Linked DNA regions of Homo sapiens: regions 2 and 3 are each linked to region 1. A link is a loop called in an ENCODE intact Hi-C map of the cell type or tissue named here. Cell type or tissue: dorsolateral prefrontal cortex. All regions are shown on one strand. Each heading gives the region's core, and the rest is flanking DNA. Links, peaks and the distances in the headings are about the cores only. Region 1 has its middle 46 kb from the start of VAX1. Region 2 has its middle 9.5 kb from the start of SHTN1. Region 3 overlaps SHTN1 (shootin 1).

What was found. Peaks named below come from ENCODE experiments on the same cell type or tissue, not always from the same donor. Only the 100,000 strongest peaks of a DNase experiment are listed, where the experiment ranks them.
Region 2: it touches region 1 in a loop (2.4-fold over the local background); 1 of 110 quality-filtered maps calls a loop at or near these places.
Region 3: it touches region 1 in a loop (2.5-fold over the local background); 1 of 110 quality-filtered maps calls a loop at or near these places.

What each region holds. Positions count from the first base shown.
Region 1 is chr10:117,089,239-117,095,668 of GRCh38, reverse strand. It overlaps a transcript of SHTN1 not described here. Among named protein-coding and RNA genes, the nearest start is that of VAX1, 46 kb to the left of the region's middle. RefSeq lists enhancers at 315-833, 1-1,056. In dorsolateral prefrontal cortex, for the core only: no CTCF peak of the experiment used is centred there; a DNase peak (open chromatin) is centred at 3,048; H3K27ac peaks cover 2,306 bases.
Region 2 is chr10:117,011,469-117,017,898 of GRCh38, reverse strand. It overlaps a transcript of SHTN1 not described here. Among named protein-coding and RNA genes, the nearest start is that of SHTN1, 9.5 kb to the right of the region's middle. In dorsolateral prefrontal cortex, for the core only: no CTCF peak of the experiment used is centred there; no DNase peak of the experiment used is centred there.
Region 3 is chr10:116,969,194-116,975,623 of GRCh38, reverse strand. The region is part of intron 2 of SHTN1 (shootin 1); the gene reads left to right. Among named protein-coding and RNA genes, the nearest start is that of SHTN1, 33 kb to the left of the region's middle. In dorsolateral prefrontal cortex, for the core only: no CTCF peak of the experiment used is centred there; DNase peaks (open chromatin) are centred at 2,099 and 3,266; H3K27ac peaks cover 4,000 bases.

The DNA.
Region 1 (6,430 bases), core at 1,102-5,101:
TATTCTATTTTCTGTCCTGTTATATATTTTTGTTTTATGGAAGGAAAAGATGAAGAGAATAGTACGCATTTCTCTTTCAATGGCTTGAATGGAAAATGTTTTTAAAAAGTCAGTCTCCTGGTCCCTAATCTAAATTATGGTCATTTTCAGTTTCCTGGGTTTTATACATAACTCTAGATTCTTCTTAGTGTGATATTTTCGAAGCAAACCTTAATACAGTCTCAATGTGTGGTTTCCCCCCTGGGTTTTAGTTTCAGATACCGTATTGTGAGTCTTCAGACATGTTGAGTCCCCCTAATGTTAAATGGTAATTGCCAGAAGTATAGGTGGGGATGGAAACATTGTTATATTTTGTTCATTTTTCACACTTCAGCAGTTATCCCTTTTTCTCTCTTGCTGTATGCTTATTAGGGTATGAAATGCAGGTGTGTGGGAAATGGCTAGCGGACATTGACAGGTTATTTTGTTGGTCACTGCCTAATTAGTAGCATAGTGGATGCACCCTGCTAAGCTTTAGTGTGGGGCAGCAGAGCTGGTCTGTTCTAATTTCCTCACGGCTTTGATATTCGCCAAGAGATTGACGGTTTACACAAAAAGCCAAGGCCCGAAGGAGGCCTGTGGAAACAATGAGCCTTCTTGCTTGTAGACACCACAGATGTGAGAGAAAGCTGGCTAAAAACAATTGGCTGACACTGTCTAATTGTCTCCGATGTCAGCGTCATTAATGTTTTCCCATGTAAAACGGAGAAGGCCAAGGTTGTATCCTCCCTTGATTTTGAGGCACATGATTATGTAACTTATCGAGATTCAGATTAAGTGTTAATTGTATTTATGCAATAAGGAAACTGAAGCTACCTTGGATTTAATGAATATGTGCTTAATTAATTTTGACAGCTTTTATCTTTATTACCTTCTGAATAATTCTTATCAGAATTAATAACATTTTCCAGTAATTAAAATCACAACTCACTTAATGATAATATATATTTACATTTCTTTCTAAGTTCAAACCAGGGAAATGATTATGAAACTTCGCTTATCTTCTGGGAAGCCTCTTACCAGGGTGTTAAGCAATAATTAGAACAAATACTTTGAGATGTCAGCAGAGCTTTTCAAATTAGACAACTGACCCAAGTGTTCTAAAGAAACACATGGTAATAACCAAGAAGTACCAAATTACAAGGCTACCCCTGTGAAACTCCAGACCTATTTTTATCTATGAAATGGCTTTAAAGATTTTTTCCTGAGGAGGGGAAAACTGGGGAAGGTGAAACCCTAGGAAGAACTGACAGATTGGACTGAAATTAAACATTTTTTTGCAAGGTAAGATCTTCCTACAGTGCTGATGATATATCAATCCAAGCTGAAGTATATTGCGTGTCATTGTAATCAGCAAATATTACACAGTTTGTACTGTGTGGCAACATCTGTGACACCAAAATAAGTCAAGACAAATACTGTCATTTCTGCTCCTTTTGGTATTTCTTAGGTCTTTTTGGGGCAATACATTTTTCTCATCAGAGCGGTGTAGTGCCTCAGATAGTGGCAGAGCAACGGAGTTGTGCCCAGGAGGAGAGATACTCTGTGATTTGTTTATGGTCTGTGATGCTTCTGAGTCAGGGAAGCCCACATATCCTGAGTTCCACATTGAGTTAAAATATATCAAATTTGTTTCTCAAAAATAATATATTGGAAGAATTAGCCTCCCTCAAAATCATTTCTCCAGGAAGCTCCATGTTTTCCTCTGAACCTTTTATTTACCCAGGTTTGTTACTTGAGTGCACAACTACCCTTGACAGAAAGCATTGGTTTTTGAACTTGGGGTCATGTATAGAAAATCATATTGCTGAGTGTTTGGCTTCCTGTATCCCTTCTTTACCTGCACAATAGCACTGACAAAGTGCAGTCCACACAGTGAATGCCCATTGTGTGTGGTTCCAATGCATTGTCCACAATTGTTTCCTAGTTGTTCCGTAAGTTGTTACAGTACAGCTTATGACTAAAGAGAGCCTGGTGTCGTGAAAAAGTCCGTAGCCTTTGGGGTTGGGTAGATCGGAGTTTGAATCTGGCCTCAGCTACTTATTAGCTGAATGACTTTTGACATGACTTTTTTGAGTCTCAGGTTTTTGTTTTGTTTAGTTGTGTTGTGTTTTTGAGACAAGATCTTTCTCTGTCACCCCAGCTGGAGTGCAGTGGCATGATCTCGGCTTATCCTCCCACCTCGGCCTCCCGAGTAGCTGGAACCACAGGCATGCACCATGATACGTGGCTTTTTTTTTCATTTCAAGTTATTAATAATAATGCCTTGCAGGGTTGGTGTGAGCTTGAAAGATAGTGATTGTGAAGTGCTCAACACAAGATCACCTGCAGTAGCTGTAAAATGGTGGCTACCATTATTATTGTAGTAATACTTTCTGCACTTGTGGGCTCTGCTGCCTCCAATTTCTAATTGTATGTATCTGGGCATGCTACCTAACTTGTCTTAGCTTAGTTCCTCATGTGTAATATGGGATGATGGTAGTATATACTCAGTGTCCTTGTGAGGGATAGTGAACTGAGGATAGTAATACTAATGATAGTAGATATAATGACTACTACTGACATTTATTGAAGGAGTTCTCATTATATATTGTAGAGTCTGAAGCATTTAGGACTCTATAAGTATTGGCTGCTATTCTTGCATTTATTGTGAAGCCCTTAGAATTGTTGAAGAATTTCAGCTCTGTCAAATTCTTCATGTACTGCTATTAGTGGACCTGGTGGAACTGTCCCTCAACCAGGCATTTCTTATCTATGAGCTGAAGAAAGTATTACATATGAGCCCATACCCTTTTCTTTTTAAACCCTTCAGCCTCAGTCTCTCCCTTATCTCCCCCTCACTTTTTCTAAAATTCGGTTCTCTAAAGACAGTAACAATGTGAAAGCTCACCCTGAATAAGTCCAAGCTTCTCCAGAAAATGGTAATTGCTCATCTTGATTTATTCCAGTACATAAACTATCTGCATGCAGCTTTTCTCTCAGTGACCCAAACCAGCTGGGCGCCGTTGCCTCATGATTGGCAGATCCTTATGCACTGGGTGCAGCCAGATGGGTCTAGAGAATGCCTTCTTCTTCCCCTTTGTTTTTATTGGCTTAATTTGTCCCCAAAGGGGATAAAGTTTCACAATTTTTAAATACCGTGTCTGCATTTGTGTGTGTTGGTTCATTTCAAACACACAGGGATTTACTCCTACAGATTTATCAATTCTCGCATTTGTCGCAAATTCTGGATAAAGGATGTTGTAGCTTGGTCATCTAGAGAATCATAGGCTTTCATATGCAGCAGCAAGAGAGTTTCTGAGAGGCTAGTGTCATTACCCAAACTAGAGTTTGCTTGCCTGTGAGAGGCCAAAGTTATAACCTAACCTATTATGTTCACATCCTTACTGGGGATCATTTAAGCCCATGGCTTCAAATCAGTTCAGTAAACATCTCTTAAACATCGGTTATTTGCAAGCTACTGTGTTGGGCATAGTGAATGCAAATCTAAGTACGGGAAGTACTATGCAATATAGTGGTTACATGTACAGGCTTTGGTGTCACATCTGGGTTAAATCTTTCATCTATCCCTTATTAGTTTAGACGTTTTCCTCATTTATAAGGGGTTGAGAATACCAATCTCCCAGGGTTGTTTTTAAGGCTAAATGAGACACTGTATGTAAAGCCCTGATCACTTGACACATGGCAGTCATTAATAAGACACAGTCCCTGCCTCAACTGGAGGATACAGGCATGGAAAAGAGATCATTTCCATGTCATGTAGTAAGGGAACTAGGCTCATTCTGGCAGAGTGGGAGGAAGAGGGCTTAGAGAAACCTTCCTGGAAAGGACACTCACTACTTGCCTTCGGTCTTGATGGATGAGGCAGTCATTCATGTAAAGTAGGGCAAGGGACCATATTTTCCCAGTGGAAGGACCAGCATGAGCAAATGCATACTGGAGAAAATGTATATGCTAAAAACTGCAAGAAATTCAGTGTTGTTAGGAACTCAAAGCCTTTGGATTGTGCTTACCTGTTAAGAGAGGCTGCTTGGAAATGGGCTGGCATTCTTTGGGCCTTTGTTTTTGTTCCCTCAGGGTAACTTAGTAGGTTCCACCTCCCCTTAGAAGGTGACATAGTCCAAGGAATACCAGTTCTTCTTTAATTTGCTTAGCTTCTGTTCTGAAAGGAAAGGTCATTTATGGGGAAAGGTCATGTCTGTCATTTAAGGAAAAGTCAAATGTGGATTTCCAGAGCTTTCCTTTTTGACTGTGTGACCTTATGCTATTTAGCCTGTGTCTCAGATTCCTCATCTATAAAATTTAAAATTTGGATAGTAATACTATTTACCTCATCTGAGATATTTCAGGATTAAGTGATACAATCCATGTAAAGTATTTGGAACAGTCCCTGGCACAACGCGTAAGCTCGATAAATGTTAATATTGATGCGTTAATTACTCTCAGGAGTATTTCCATTCAGAAGAAGGCAGAATTTAACTGAGAGTAATGGTGGACTTTTTCAGCATGATGTCATTTCCTATTTGGAACAGAGGTCAAGAGAAATAGTAAAAGGTGATCCTGTGCTTTCAATCTTCTCTTCCAGAGGATAATTTAGTGCTACCACACACACTGTAGTTGGAAAGGGAAGCACAGTTCCTAAATCATCATTCTGAGCCAACTTGTGCTCTTCTGTCACAGGGTCAGAAGCCTTTAAAGAAAAAGTCTTGGGAACAGATCCACCCCAACAGTCAGATCCTTTTTCTTATTCTTCTTCCCCTTCTCTATCCTCTTTTTCCTGGCTCACCTTTCCCTCCCTCCCTCCCTCCTTTCCTTCCTTCCTTCCTTCCTTCCTTCCTTCCTTCCTTCCTTCCTTCCTTCCTTCCTTCCTTCCTTCTGTTTTCACAAATTAGGGCACATGGCTTGGAGAACAGAGGACGGGGCGGATTTTAAATTCATAGCTAGGTGCCCTTGTGTAAGACAACTGGCACAATCATATGAAACAGCCCTTATTCCCTTCTGAATTCTTAACTTTTATTTGAGCCCACCCAATGGTGATTGTTTTGTTTTATTTCAAATTGTGGAAAATACATATAGCATAAAATTGACCATCTTAACCATTTTTAAGTGTACAGTTTAGTAGTGTTAAGTGTATTCACATTATTGTGAAGCTAATCTCCAGAACTTCTTCATCCTGCAAAACTGAAGCTCTGTACCTGTTAAAACAACAACTCCCCAGCCTTCTGTCCCCTGGCCCCTGACGACCAAATTCTACTTTCTGTCTCTATGAATCTGACTACTCTAGGTACCTTTATCAGTGGGATATCAGTATCTGTCCTTTTGTGACTGGCTTATTTAAACTGACTTAGTGTCCTTTAAGGTTCATCCATGTTGTAGCACGTGTCAGAATTTCCTTTCTTTTTAAGGATGAATAATTCCATTGTATGTATATTACAATTTGTTTACCCATTCATTATTGATGGACATTTGGGTTGCTTCTTTCTTTTGGCTGTTAGTAACAGTGCTGCTATGAACATGAACATGGGTGTACAAATATCTCTTTGAGACTCTGCTTTCAGTTCTTTGGGATTTATACCCAGAAGTGATATTGTAGGATCTTCTTTGAAGAACCACTGTGCTGTTTTCCATAGCGGCTGCACTATTTTACATTCTCGCCAACAGTGTACAAGGGTTCTAATTTCTCCACATCCTCACCAACATATGTTGTTTTCTATTTGTTTTTTGTTTTGTGTTTTTTGATAGCCATTCTAATGGGTATGAGGTGGTGTTTCATTGTGGGTTTGATTTTTATTCCCCTAATGATTTTCATTTTCCTAGTATTTCCATAATGAATGAAATGTCTATTCAATTCCTTTTCCTATTTTTGAGTCAGCTTGTTTGTTTCTGTGGTTGAGTTTTAGAGTTCTTTATATATTCTGAATATTAATATTTTATCAGATATATGATTTGCAAATATTTTCTCCCATTCCGTATGTTTTCTTCTCATTCTGTTGATACTGTCCTTTGATGCACAGAAGTTCTTAATCTTGATGTAGTTCAGTTTATTTTTACTTTTGTTGCCTGTGCTTTTGACGCCCTATCCAAAAAAATCATTGCCAAATCCAGCGTCATGAAGCTTTTGCTCTATGTTGTCTTTTAAGAGTTTTATAGTTTTAAGTCTCAAGTTCAGGTCTTTGATCCATTTTGAGTTAATTTTTTATATGTTGTAAGTTAAATGGTGATTTTTTGTTACTTTTTAAAGAGAGTACAAAGTTCCTGAAGTATTATCCTGCCTTTCCCCACTTCTAGACTCTAAATTACTTTTTATTAAATTTTTACAATGATATGACTTACATAAAGGTTGTTTTAAGTGTACTGTTTCAAGCCTTTTGAAAAATGTACACACCACATA
Region 2 (6,430 bases), core at 941-4,940, 78 kb after region 1:
GGAAAAATACCACGGAAGAGAGGTGTATTTCTCATTGCGTCATATCAATGTAAGTTAATAAATATGACTTACCACTATTGATGTTAACCTTGATCACTTAGTTAAACTGCCGTCTGCTAGGATTCGCCACTGTAAGGTTGCTATTTTTCCTTCTTCCATCTCTTATTTTTGGAAGCAAGTGACTGAATCCAGCCTACACTCAAGGAAAGGGGAGTTATACTCCAACCCCTGCGGGGGTATATTTACATACATTAGTTGGAAATCTAAAATAACACTTTTTTCCTTCTTCCTCATTAATTTTCTACTTAATCATTTATTTATATCAGTATGAACTCATGGATATTTATCTAATCTTTTGGTTAGATTGTAATACTACTGTTATTTTATTTAATTTTTTTTTTTTTTTTTGAGACGGAGTCTCGCTCTGTCGCCCAGGCTGGAGTGCAGTGGCGTGATCTCGGCTCACTGCAAGCTCTGCCTCCCGGGTTCACGCCATTCTCCTTCCTCAGCCTCCCGAGTAGCTGGGACTACAGGCACCCGCCACTGCACCCGGCTAATTTTTTGTATTTTTAGTAGAGATGGGGTTTCACCGTGTTAGCCAGGATGGTCTCGATCTCCTGACCTCGTGATCCGCCCTCCTCGGCCTCCCAAAGTGCTGGGATTACAGGCGTGAGCCACCGCGCCCGGCCTTGTTATTTGTTTTGTTGCTCAAATTTTTCTAACTGCAGCTGTTGAGAGCTCTTTCAGGTTGGTTCCTGAGTCCTTTTGACATGCCCTACATCTTTTCTTCTTTTCTTTTTCTGGCACTACAAGATGCTCTAGGTTCATCTTGTAGACCTCCTGCCACAGCCTTAGAATCAGCCATTTCTCAAAAGAGCCCTGATTCTTTCTCTTAGAGAATGGTATTCAGAAACCAAGATCTGGGTTTTGGCTATGCTCATGCTTGTGGTTTATCACTGTTTCTAGGCCTTCTCAGTGGACAAAACTAGGATATAATTATGTATATGTACATTAACCCATGCATATACATATACCTTTATGTATGTACCTATTTGTATATATTAATATCAACATGAGTTCATACTGATATCTCTCTAGCACCATAGGGTTCATTCTAGCCTTCCTTTCTTATGTTAATTCTGATACAATGTTTGTTTTATTCCAGTGCAACTGATATATTAAGGAATAATTTGGCCAGGTGCGATGGCTCACGCCTGTAATCCCAACACTTTGGGAGGCTGAGGCAGGCAGATCACCTAAGGTCAGGAGTTCAAGATCAGGCTGGCCAGCATAGTAAAACCCTGCCTCTACTAAAAATACAAAAAGTAGCCGGGCGTGGTGGCACACGCCCGTAGTTCCAGCTACTTAGGAGGCTGAGTCTGGAAAATCGCTTGAAGCCAGGAGGCAGAGGTTGCAGACAGCCGAGATTGCACCACTGCACTCCAGTCTAGGTGACAGAGCGAGACTCAGTCTCAAACAAACAAACAAACAAAAGGAATAATTTGAGCATGGTACATATTTCACATTTCTTTTGTATGATTTCATCCTTGAGGAACACTAGATGAACAGAGAAAATTGCATCCATCTAAATCAAGCCAAATTGGGATACATAAAACGCACACACAGACACACATACGCCTCAAACATCTACAACTACCTTAGTTCATCATATGTATTATCCAATAAGGTTATGTTTTGCTATTCTTTTACATTTGTGAACCTGTAAAAGAATGCCATTCTTTTACATTTTTGAACCTGTGTAAGAGTGCTATTTGTTTACATTTGTGAATCTGTATAAGAATGCTATTCTTTCACATTTGTGAAGCAGTGAGAAATATATATACCTCAAACACATCTAAATGTGTGGTTCAAAAATGCTAAGCAGTGAATGCAAAAAGAAAGCTTTAGGTATTGAGGAGAAACTTGAAATAATGAAGTGTTTATCAAAAAACAAAATAGCATAACATCTTTCAAGCATAAAGGAATCCACATTGAGGACCTTGAAGAACAATACCGTGAAAACAAAAGAAACATCTATGATGGCTTAACTTCAAATGCTATAGAGTCAATAGGAACACAGCCTGAAGAATTAGAAGAAATAGAAAGATTGTTGAGCATTTGAATTGAAAACCAAACAGGAACATTTTTTCCTACAATCAGAAAGAAAGCACTGTATATGAAGACTTTCAAAGAAATTGCCACATCTTGCAGAAGTGGTTCCATTTAGTGTAGATAGTGGCTGGATTTGTGGTTTCAAACATTACTACAGGCCGGGCACGGTGGCTCACGCCTGTAATCCCAGCACTTTGGGAGGCTGAGGCAGGCGAATTACCTGAGGTTGGAAGTTCGAGACCAGCCTGACCAACATGGAGAAATCCCGTCTGTACTAAAAATACAAAATTAGCCAGGCGTGGTGGTGCATGCCTGTAATCCCAGCTACTCAGGAGGCTGAAGCAGGAGAATCGCTTGAACCTGGGAGGCACAGGTTGTGGGGAGCTGAGATCGTGCCATTGCACTCCAGCCTGGGTGACAAGAGCAAAACTCCATCTTAAAACAAACAAACAACAACAAAAACAAAAAACCAAAACAAACAAAAAAAATTACTACAATTTCCAAAGCCTTCAGCTGTCAGCAGAGCCAGAGTCCAGCTGGGAAAGGCAAGTACAGCTGAGAAAGTAGCAAAGAAGTCCAACAGTGACACAGAAGTTAATTAAGAAGAAGGCCATTTATTGGATTGAAATTCTAACTTAGATGAAACAGATATCTGTTACAAATGCCTTCCTTGAAGGACCTGCAAATCAGTCAGGGAAAAAAAAAATGCCTCAGGATTTAAGACTTTGAAAGTACTGTGATGTTTGAATCCAACCACAAAACCAAGGATAATGAGCCACACCCATCCACATGTGCTGTTACAACTTTCCCATTGGATTTCAAATAACCCTTCTTCCATCACTTTGCAGTAACTCAAAAGCTGTAGCCTTTATGATGCCTATGTTCACAAACTTTAGGTGTTTTAAAACTAAAATACCACATTGATTGTAGCATTATGCATTTCTTAATCATTTCTTATATAAAACTATGGTACTATTTTAAAATTAGGTTCCTATTTTTGTTCTAATCTTTCACTGAATAAGTTTTTAAATGTTGTGCTACTAGCTTCATTTTTCCCATGAGACCTATGGTTTTTATTGTACAATTTTGCACAGCATAATAATTTTTAAGAACACATAAGTTGTGTTGTAGCAGAACTGACTGTAACTTCTTTCTCTTATGGTGAGAAACCTGCCTCCCATTATCTACAGTTGATTTACTTATTTATTCAACCCTACCCTACATGTAGAGTAGTTTGAGAATTGCTAACCCATACTCTAGAGAGAGGTAGATTTGCCAGCTAGAAGGGTGCTGATGTATGGTTCCTTTTGTCTTCAGCCTTACGGTGTCCAGTCAAAGTACAGTTATCCAAAGTTTCTTAAGTCAGATCCTTTCCCCCATCCCTTCCCCTTCAGTAAGGTAATGTCATATATTAGTAATATGGTTCGATTTATTTGTCATTTTCTGCATTCTATCCTGGGATTTCCCTATCTTGGCTGACTTGTTATTAAATTTGCATGCAGCAAAGTCCATTTTTGGGATGTATACCTCTTTGGATTTTGACAAGTGCATTGAGTCATCTATCCAACACCCCTGTACCATACAGAATAATTCTATCACCCTAAAAATTCCCTTGTATTCCCCCTTTATATTCAACCCTTCCATTCGTCCTCAACCCCTGGTAGCCATGATCTGTTTCTTATTTTTATAGTTTTGCCTTTTCATGATGTCATATAAATTGAACCATATTGTATATAGCCTTCTGGGTCTGGATTATTAAATTTAACAGAATGCATTCAAGATCTGTATACACTGTATCCACTCAGTAGCTCATTCTTTTAAAATTGATGTATATATTCCATTTTATGGAAAAAAAATATATATATACACACACACATATTTGGAAGATATATATATTTGTTCATTCACCTATTGAGGGACATCTTGGCTTTTTCCAGTTATTGGTGATTATTAATAAAGCTGTTATAAACATTTGTATATGGGTTTTTCTGTGAACATAAGTTTTCCGCTCATTTGGGTAAGCCCCGGGAGTGGAACCACCAAGTTGTATGGCAAATGTATTTCTAATTTTATAAGGAACTGCTAAGTTGTCTTTCAAAGCGGCTGTACCATTTAAAATAGCTACCTGCAATTAAAGAGGGTTACTGTTGCTCTGTGTCTTTCTCAGCATTTGGGATTGTTCCTTTTTTATTTTAGCCATCCTAATAGATACATAGTATTATATCATTGTTGTTTTAACTTGCATTTCACTAGTGACAAATAATGTTGAGCATCTTTTCATGTGCTTATTTTCCATTTAAAAATATTTTTCTGGGCCAGGCATGGTGGCTTATTCCTGTAATCCCAGCACTTTGGGAGGCCGAGGTGGGCAGATCACCTGAGATCAAGAGTTTGAGATCAGCCTGGCCAACATAGTGAAACCCTGTCTCTACTAAAAATACAAAAATTAGGTGGGCGTGGTGGCGGGTGCCTGTAGCCCAGCTACTGGGGAGGCTGAGGCAGGAGAATCACTTGAACCAGGGAGGCAGAGGTTGCAGTGAGCCGAGATGGTACCACTGCACTCCAGCCTGGGACACAGAGCAAGACTCAGTCTCAAAAAATAAATAAATAAATAAACTTCTTTTGGTAAAGTATCTGTTTATATATTTTGCCAATTAATCTTTTTTACTTTTGACTTATTTTAATATTTATTTTTAAAAAAATTTATATAGTTTTTAGAGATGGGGTCTTGTTCTGTTGCCCAAGCTGGAATGCAGTGGTTCACTGCAGCCTTAAACTTCTAGGCTCAAAATCCTCCAGCTCAGCCTTCTGAAGAGCTGAAATTACAGGCACAAGCCACTACATTGGCTCTTATTGTTGGAGTTTTAAGAGTACTTTAAATATTTAGAATACAAAATATTAATATGTGATTTATTTAATGTGTGATACAAAATATTAATATGTGATTTTTAAAATGTGAATTAATATGTAATTTGTAAATATTTTCCCTCATCTATGGCAGGTATTGTTAATCTGTTTCTTTTATCTTTCATAAAATCTAATTTATCAATTCTTTTATTGATTACGCTTTTGGCATCGTATTTAAAAACTAATTGCCAGACTTTAGGTTACACGGTTTTTTCTCTTGTGTCTCATTTTTAAAGTTTTACTGTTTCAGGTTTTACATTTTGGTCTATTATCCATTTTGAGTTAATTTTTCTATGAGGCATGTGTTGCGGCTCCTTTTTATAAAAAAAAGAAAGGATGTCCAGTTGATCTAGCACCAAGTTTTGAAAAGACTTTTTTTTTCCCATTGAATTGGTTTTGTTACTTTGCAGAAAAAAAGTGATTCACTATATTTGTGTGGATCAACTTTTGGGATGGTTAATGCATCTTCCTTTTGCCAATACTACATTGTCTTAATTATTGTAGCTTTATAGTTAGTCTTGGAAATCAGGTAGCGTGAGTCCTCCAACTTTGTTCTTATTCAGAATTGTTTTGGCTATTCTAGTTTTTGTTTTGTTTTGTTTTTTGCCTTTCCATAATACATTTTATGATCAGCTTGGATTTGGATTGGGATTGCATTGGATCTATAGGTTAAATTTGGAAGAATTGACATTTTAGCAATATTGAGGGTTTTTTTTCCTTTTTCTCTTTTTTTTTTTTTTTGAGATGGAGTCTCATTCTGTCGCCCAGGCTGGAATGCAGTGGCGCGATCTCGGCTCACTGCAAGCTCCACCTCCCGGGTTCACGCCATTCTCCTGCCTCAGCCTCCGGAGTAGCTGGGACTACAGGCCCCGCCACCACGCCTGGCTAATTTTTTGTATTTTTATTAGAGACAGGGTTTCACCGTGTTAGCCAGGATTGTCTCGATCTCCTGACTTCGTGATCCGCCCTCCTCGGCCTCCCAAAGTGCTGGGATTACAGGCGTGAGCCACCGCGCCCCGCCTGAGTTTTCTAATTCATGAACATAATATATCTCTCCATTTATTTAGATACTCTTTGATTTTTTTCATCAGCATTTTATACTTTTTGGCATCTAGATCTTTCACATATTTTGCTAGATTTATACCTAAGTGCTTCAGTATTTTTAGTGCTATTGTAAATGTTATTAATTTTTAATGTCAAATTCTAATTGTTCATTGCTGGTGTATGGAATACAGTTGACTTTTGCATTTGTCTAATGACTAATGATGTTGAGCATCTTTTCAAGGGCTTATTGACCTTGTATCCTGTAACCTCACTAAACTCAAGTATTTGTTTTAGAAGCATTTAAAGAAATTCTTTGGTATTTTCCACATAGGAAATTTTGCCATCTATGAATAGAGATGGTACTGGC
Region 3 (6,430 bases), core at 1,147-5,146, 120 kb after region 1:
AATTTGTTTGAGTTTATAAGGAAAGCTCTTTTGAAGGGAAACCTTTTTATTGAATGCCTTCTGAGTACTGGGGTATAAAGAAAAATATATGAAGGTCCTACTCTTGAGTAAAACCACTCTAATGAGGACCTCAAATAAGTTGACAAATAACCACGATCAATTATGCTGCTCTGTGAGTGCCTAGAGCATGGCTGGGCAATGGACAAAGAACAAAAAGACAAGGTTCCTACTCTTTTCCATGTGATAACTTTTTACTAGCCTTTAATGCTTGCCTTAATAAATGTCACTTAGGTTTTTCAAAGTCTTCTCTAACTCTCTCACAAGCAGAATTTATTGCTTTTTTGGTAATAAGACATCTGCATATTTATGTATGTATGTATCACATTTATCAAGCAAAATTTATTGTCAAAATATTAGAGTATAAGCAAATGATGTGGGTTGCCTTCAAATGTAAAAACAGCGAGTTTTTTTAACATCAAGATAAATGGGGATTATGGAAATGGTGCTACTTGCTAGTTTCCATTATTTTTTGCCCATTTTCTAAGTGGACTTAGCAGTATGTGAAAAAGTAAGAGCCTATCATACTGAGGTGAACAACTCTTCAAATTTATATTTTTGGGGTATAGAAAAATAGATGACTATATATTTTGCAATCAACCAAATAAAATGGTTTACTTTGCTTGTGTAGCAATCACCATATTCAAATGTTAGTCATGCCTCCACAATTGAAGGGCATTCTCTTATGACTCACTCAGGATCTTTATCATAATCGTTTGGGTTTTTTTCCTATATGGGGGGAAAGCGTCATTGAGCTTTGAATGGAATAGCTTTCATGTTTCTCAGAGTGGTGGGGGTGGGGGTGTGTGTGGAGTGTGCGTAAAAAGAAGGAAATCTGTATAATAGAAGAATGTCTGCCTTTAAATAGTAAGTATTTATGTTTAGTATTATGTTCTGAGATCAAGTTTTGAAATGCATAAATGTTTAAGTGGCTGATTAGAAGTCGTTTGGGTGAGCTACTGTAACAGTGCATCAGGCGGTTCTGTCAGCTTGCCAGGAACAATGAATGAAAAGAGAATGAGACAGACACTTTCCAAGACTTATGTTTCAAGAAGCAGGATATATGATACTGTTTGCATCTTGGCTCAGTTGTCTATTGTTAAAATTTCTTCCTCTTGTGTAATATTCAGAGATGAAGGTCTCAAAGTATTTTATTTTTTAAAAAAATCAATAAAGAAGCCACTTTAAAGAGCAAGATATGCATCCATTATGCTAACTGTTCATGCATAATACATCCACATACATGCAGTTTCTTTGAGACAGAGTGGCAAGTGGTTGTGCCAGAGAAAAAGTAATTACTTAGCAGTTTGAAAGTGAAAATGAGTCTCTTATTAACAGCAATCTATCTAGAAACAAAGAGCAAGGATCTCTGTTCTGATGACATGTGTTTCCATCTAACACACAATACCTAGAATTTGGAGAATGCTGCAAGACAGCTTTGAGGGCAGCTACCACTTCTTTTTTGCCTGTGAAAATTGGAGGGAAAGAACTTTGAATTGGAAGAAAGAAGAACACCAAAAGAGAAAGAGAGTGAAAGGAATTCCATCCTAGTGGGAATGATTTAATGTGTTGTATTCTTTAGGGATAAGAGTGTAGAAATCCAGAAAGCACAGTTCTGGCCAGACTTACATAGGTGGAGCAGTAGAATTGTCGACTACTATTAAAAATGAATTGATGGTCCTTTCATTGTATGCCAAGGATTCTTAAACAGGTAAACAGGTAAAGTACACACAATTCTGATGCTGGGCATGTTTAAATCTTTAACTGTTGTAACTGGACATTAATGAACTTCAAGAAAAATGGTGTAGCATTAAACTTCTTCAGACTTAGTGGCGTTGTAGGCTCTGCTGTACGTTCCTTAGGAAATGGGTACATGTTTTGTTCAGTTCTGGTTTGGCAGTATTTCTCACATTATATCGGGTGTCCTTATGAATTGCTTACTTCATTTGTTGATCTTTTGTGGTAGATCATAAGTTTTTGTGAGAACACATTGTCTATTGTGTTCATGTATTGTGCCCAGTGTTTAACATAGTGGCTGGGCTGTGTGGGCCCTGTATAAATTTGTTCAGTTCTCAGAGGAGGAAATAATGACATTCAATGATTATAGTAGATACTTGCTTAAAAGTCTGATTCAGTCAACTGTAATGTACTTGCGTATGTATAGATTGTTCCCTGTCTTGGTATTGTGCATATGCAGTGCATATATGCACTTCTTGGGCCCTGAACTGCCCTATCTATAGGCTAGCAACCCTCTGATGCATTTGTGCACCAGGAAGACAAGCATGAATATTTATATTAGTGGAAGTTAGATACAATTTAGAATGTTGAGGTTTTTCTTGCATAACGTATACGTACAACAGAATATAAAGATTTCTTGGTATCTGTATCAGTTATCTGTACTTCTGCTGAGCCCTTTGAAGCAGACATTTTGATGTTGATGGTAGTTGGATGAATACGTGAGAGAGGGATGAATAACTGAGCTGCCCATTTTAGGGAGTGGGTGGTGCAAGGAAGATACTAATTCACACTGGAAAGGCTGTTTCTCTACAAATCAGTCTGCCAATGCTCAGAAATCCTGGTTTAGTTTCAGAAGCCAGGTATCTGCCTGGATGAGGCTCAAGGAAGAGATATGGAAAATAGCCAGGGCTTCTAATATTAAGGGCTTTCAAAACCAGCAAGGCCAACCTCCGGTCAATTCATCCCTTCATAAAGAGCCAAATAGAGACTCTAGAGTCGATGTAATGTTATCCAGCTTGCTTACATGAGCCAGCAGTTGTGCCACTGGGTTCTACCTCAGCCTTGAGCTACAGAGAATCGTTGGGCATCATAATTAAGTGATGTAGGCCCAAGAACATCTGTTGCTATTGCAAAGTCTTCATGAGCAATTCTCACACAAAAAGAAGCAGTTTTTACAAATGGTGCAGCTGCGTGAGCAGGGTAGAGGAAGGGGTGGGATGGGTGAGGGGCTTCTGTGTGGTGGAAAGATGAAACATTCTTCCAAAAAGGCCCGTTATCCTGGCTGACTTCCCTCTGTTGATAGAATGAGAGAAAGTTTGCAAGATTCTTTTCTGGGTTCACCTAAAAAGATGAAATAAGTGGGTGTTTGGATTTCTGCTTTTAGTAAATGCGTACATCCTCCATATTTTGCTCAGTTCTGGTTCAGAATAAGTAAGCTGCATTTGCAGCATGTGTAGACTCTCCCCACCCCCAACTCACACCCCTTTCAGCATAACAGATGGTAAATTCTGTGGCTGCCAGTTCTAGCATAATGTGGTTGCAGAAAATAGAAAGCAAAGCAACATGAAGACCCCTGATAGAACACAGCTGGGGATGGGAGACAGCTTGTGAATCTGCTGATGATAACCATAGGATTAGTGTGAACCCATATAGCTGGACTATAGAAATGGGCTACCTGCATGTTGGAATAAAACTGATGTTGAGACCTGTTACTAATCTGAGCTTGTCTACCTGGGCCTTAATAGCAGAGAGCGTGGACCTGACGTTTTTCTTCTGGGCAACTAGTACAAGCCTACCTAAAATTGTCATGCATCACATTAGTGATTGTGTATGATGTCAACTGGTGGCCTTTTTCAGATCTGACTAGATAGAGCACCATTCCTGTTTAATGCTTTTGCCATCCAAAGTCTCACTAAAAACTCTGGCTATTTGACTGAAGCGAGAATTGAATAAACCTCTAATTCCTTTAGGTAGAGCTTCGAGAGCTACATAGAGGGAACCAAGTGACATTAAGTCAGGAGCAACACTCCCAAGTGCCAGCTCTTAAATGAAGACAGTTTTTTACAAGACATCTCACATTTTTCAGAAATGCCAGATTAAGAAACATTAAATTAATTTGAAAGTAAAGCACCAGATATATTTCACTTGGCAATCATGACTCAGGAGTTTGAGCCTAGTCGGAAACTAGGTTTCTTTTTGTGCCTTATGCTACACTGTGCATTATTGGAGGAAGGTAGACAGACTGGTAGGGGTGGTGGGGAAATCCAGACCAAACAGAAGCCCATTCTAGAAAATGAGAGGAACATTCCTGAAACCGCTAGCCAGAAGTCTCCTATCATTAAGGGTTATGATGTCTAATGTAGTCCGTTTGGGTTGAGGAAGGAGCTAAGAAAAGCCTATATGCGAATTTAGAACTCTACTATTTCGAATTTTAAACACCAAAAAATCATAAATGTTGTTTGTTTAAGCTGAAACTACAGACTATATTAGACAGAATTATTATTATTTTTTACAGAGGATGGGATTGCCACGGGAAACCTTAATCAAAGAAATGCCTTCTCCTTTGGTAAATAAGTTAGGTCCAGCCTAACTCATTTTGACTGGGTGGGGGATCCTGAGTCAGGATTTAGTAACCAGATTTGCTAATTTAACACTGTGTACTTGTTTCATGTTCTCTTGCCAGAATACATTTACCCATATGAGCAGGTACAGTATGACATTTCAGTGGTTCTTTAGTGACTAAAGGGGAAAACTGAACTGCAAGCTTCTTACTTATTTTTAAAATATTTTGAAAGGACAGGAAAGGGCAGAGAATAGTATAACAAATACCCATTGCACAGAACTGTTATTTCTCTTGAAATTCAAAAATAAGGAATGCAGCAAATACAACTGAAAGTTCTCACCATTTCTAGTCCCATTCCCCTCCCTGTTTCCTAAGAGACAACTACTGTTATAAATGTTGTATATTTCTTTTTATTTCATATTTATATATATTAGATGTATCATAAAGCATATATAAATATATGAGATGCATTTGTGTATGTAAGATATTATTTGATATATCTGATATATCTTCTGCAACTCATTTAACATGATGGTTTGTTTTTTTTTTTTTTTGAGAGTAAGTCTCTCTCTGTCACCAGGCTGGAGTGCAGTGGCATGATCTTGGCTCACTGCAACCTCCGCCTCATGGGTTCAAGCAGTTCTCCTGCCTCAGCCTCCCAAGTAGCTGGGAGTACAGGCGTGTGCCACCACGCCCAGCTAACTTTTGTATTTTTAGTAGAGATGGGGTTTCACCATGTTGGCAAGGATGGTCTCGATCTCTTGACCTCATGATCCGCCTGCCTTGGCTTCCCAAAGTGCTGGGATTACCGACTTGAGCCACCGTGCCCGGCCAACATGATGGTTTTTAACGTTTATGTTGATACATACGGCTTTATTCATTTTCACTGCTCTGTAGTATAGTGTATGAACATACCATGATGTACTATTATTAAAAATGTGGAACATTTTTGTATATGTTATACATTACTAGAGATTCTCTGGGTATATACACCTAGAAGTAGAATTGCTGAGTCATAGGGAAGTATGTATTCAATTTTGATAGAAGTTTTTTTCCAAAGTAATTATACCAATTGACACATCCATCAGTGGTCTATGAGATTTCCTGTCTCCTGGTATCAGATTTTTTCAGTTTTTGCCAGTCCGATAGGTGAGACTATCTCATTGTTTTTATCTGGATTTTTCACATTATGTGACATCATAATTTTTTAGCTATTGAAAATCGGAATTAAGAACATCCAAAGGGATGAAATTCCTATATATTTATATGGCAGGTTAGCAATCAAATATAATTTAAAATTGTGCTTTATTCATATGGCACTCTTAGGGAATAAGGTATTCCCAAGATAATACATTTAAAATTACTACTCTAATAGCTAGAAATTACTTTTTAATGTTTTAGCTACTTGTGGTGAATATCTTGTTATATATCCCTGTTTTATGAAATTCAAGATATACTGAATTCAGTCCTTATAATAATAAACATTAGGTTTTTTAAAAAAATTCATTAATGCCTCCAGGGCCTATCAATACAGGAGATACTTGTTTCTATACCAGATACCCTAAAAGGTCCTTATGCTCTAATAGTTATTTTTGCCTTTTATGGTCTTGCCTCCCAAAGTCTTTTCAGTGAGTTCTCCCACCTTTTTAAATTAAAAATCGGTTTATATAAATGATATGTGCTTAGTATGGAATATTTTATCTTCTCTTCTTTTAATTTGGTACCTTCCTCTATTCCGAATTCTGAGGACACATGGATCACTTTTTCTTGGGTGAGAGTGTGTGCCATGTGGCTGCCTTTTGCCCTCATGCAGTAGTCTTTTTTTTGAGTCAGAGTCTCACTCTGTCGCCCATGCTGGAGTGCAATGGTGTGATCTCGGCTCAGTGCAACTTCCACCTCCCAGGTTGAAGCAATTCTCCTGCCTCAGCCTCCCGAGTAGCTGGGATTACAGGTGCGCACCACCACGCCTGGCTAATTTTTGTATTTTTAGTAGAGATGGTGTTTCACCATGTTGGCCAAGCTGGTCTCTGGCAAGGCTGGTCTTGTACTCCTGACCTCGTGATCTGCCTGCCT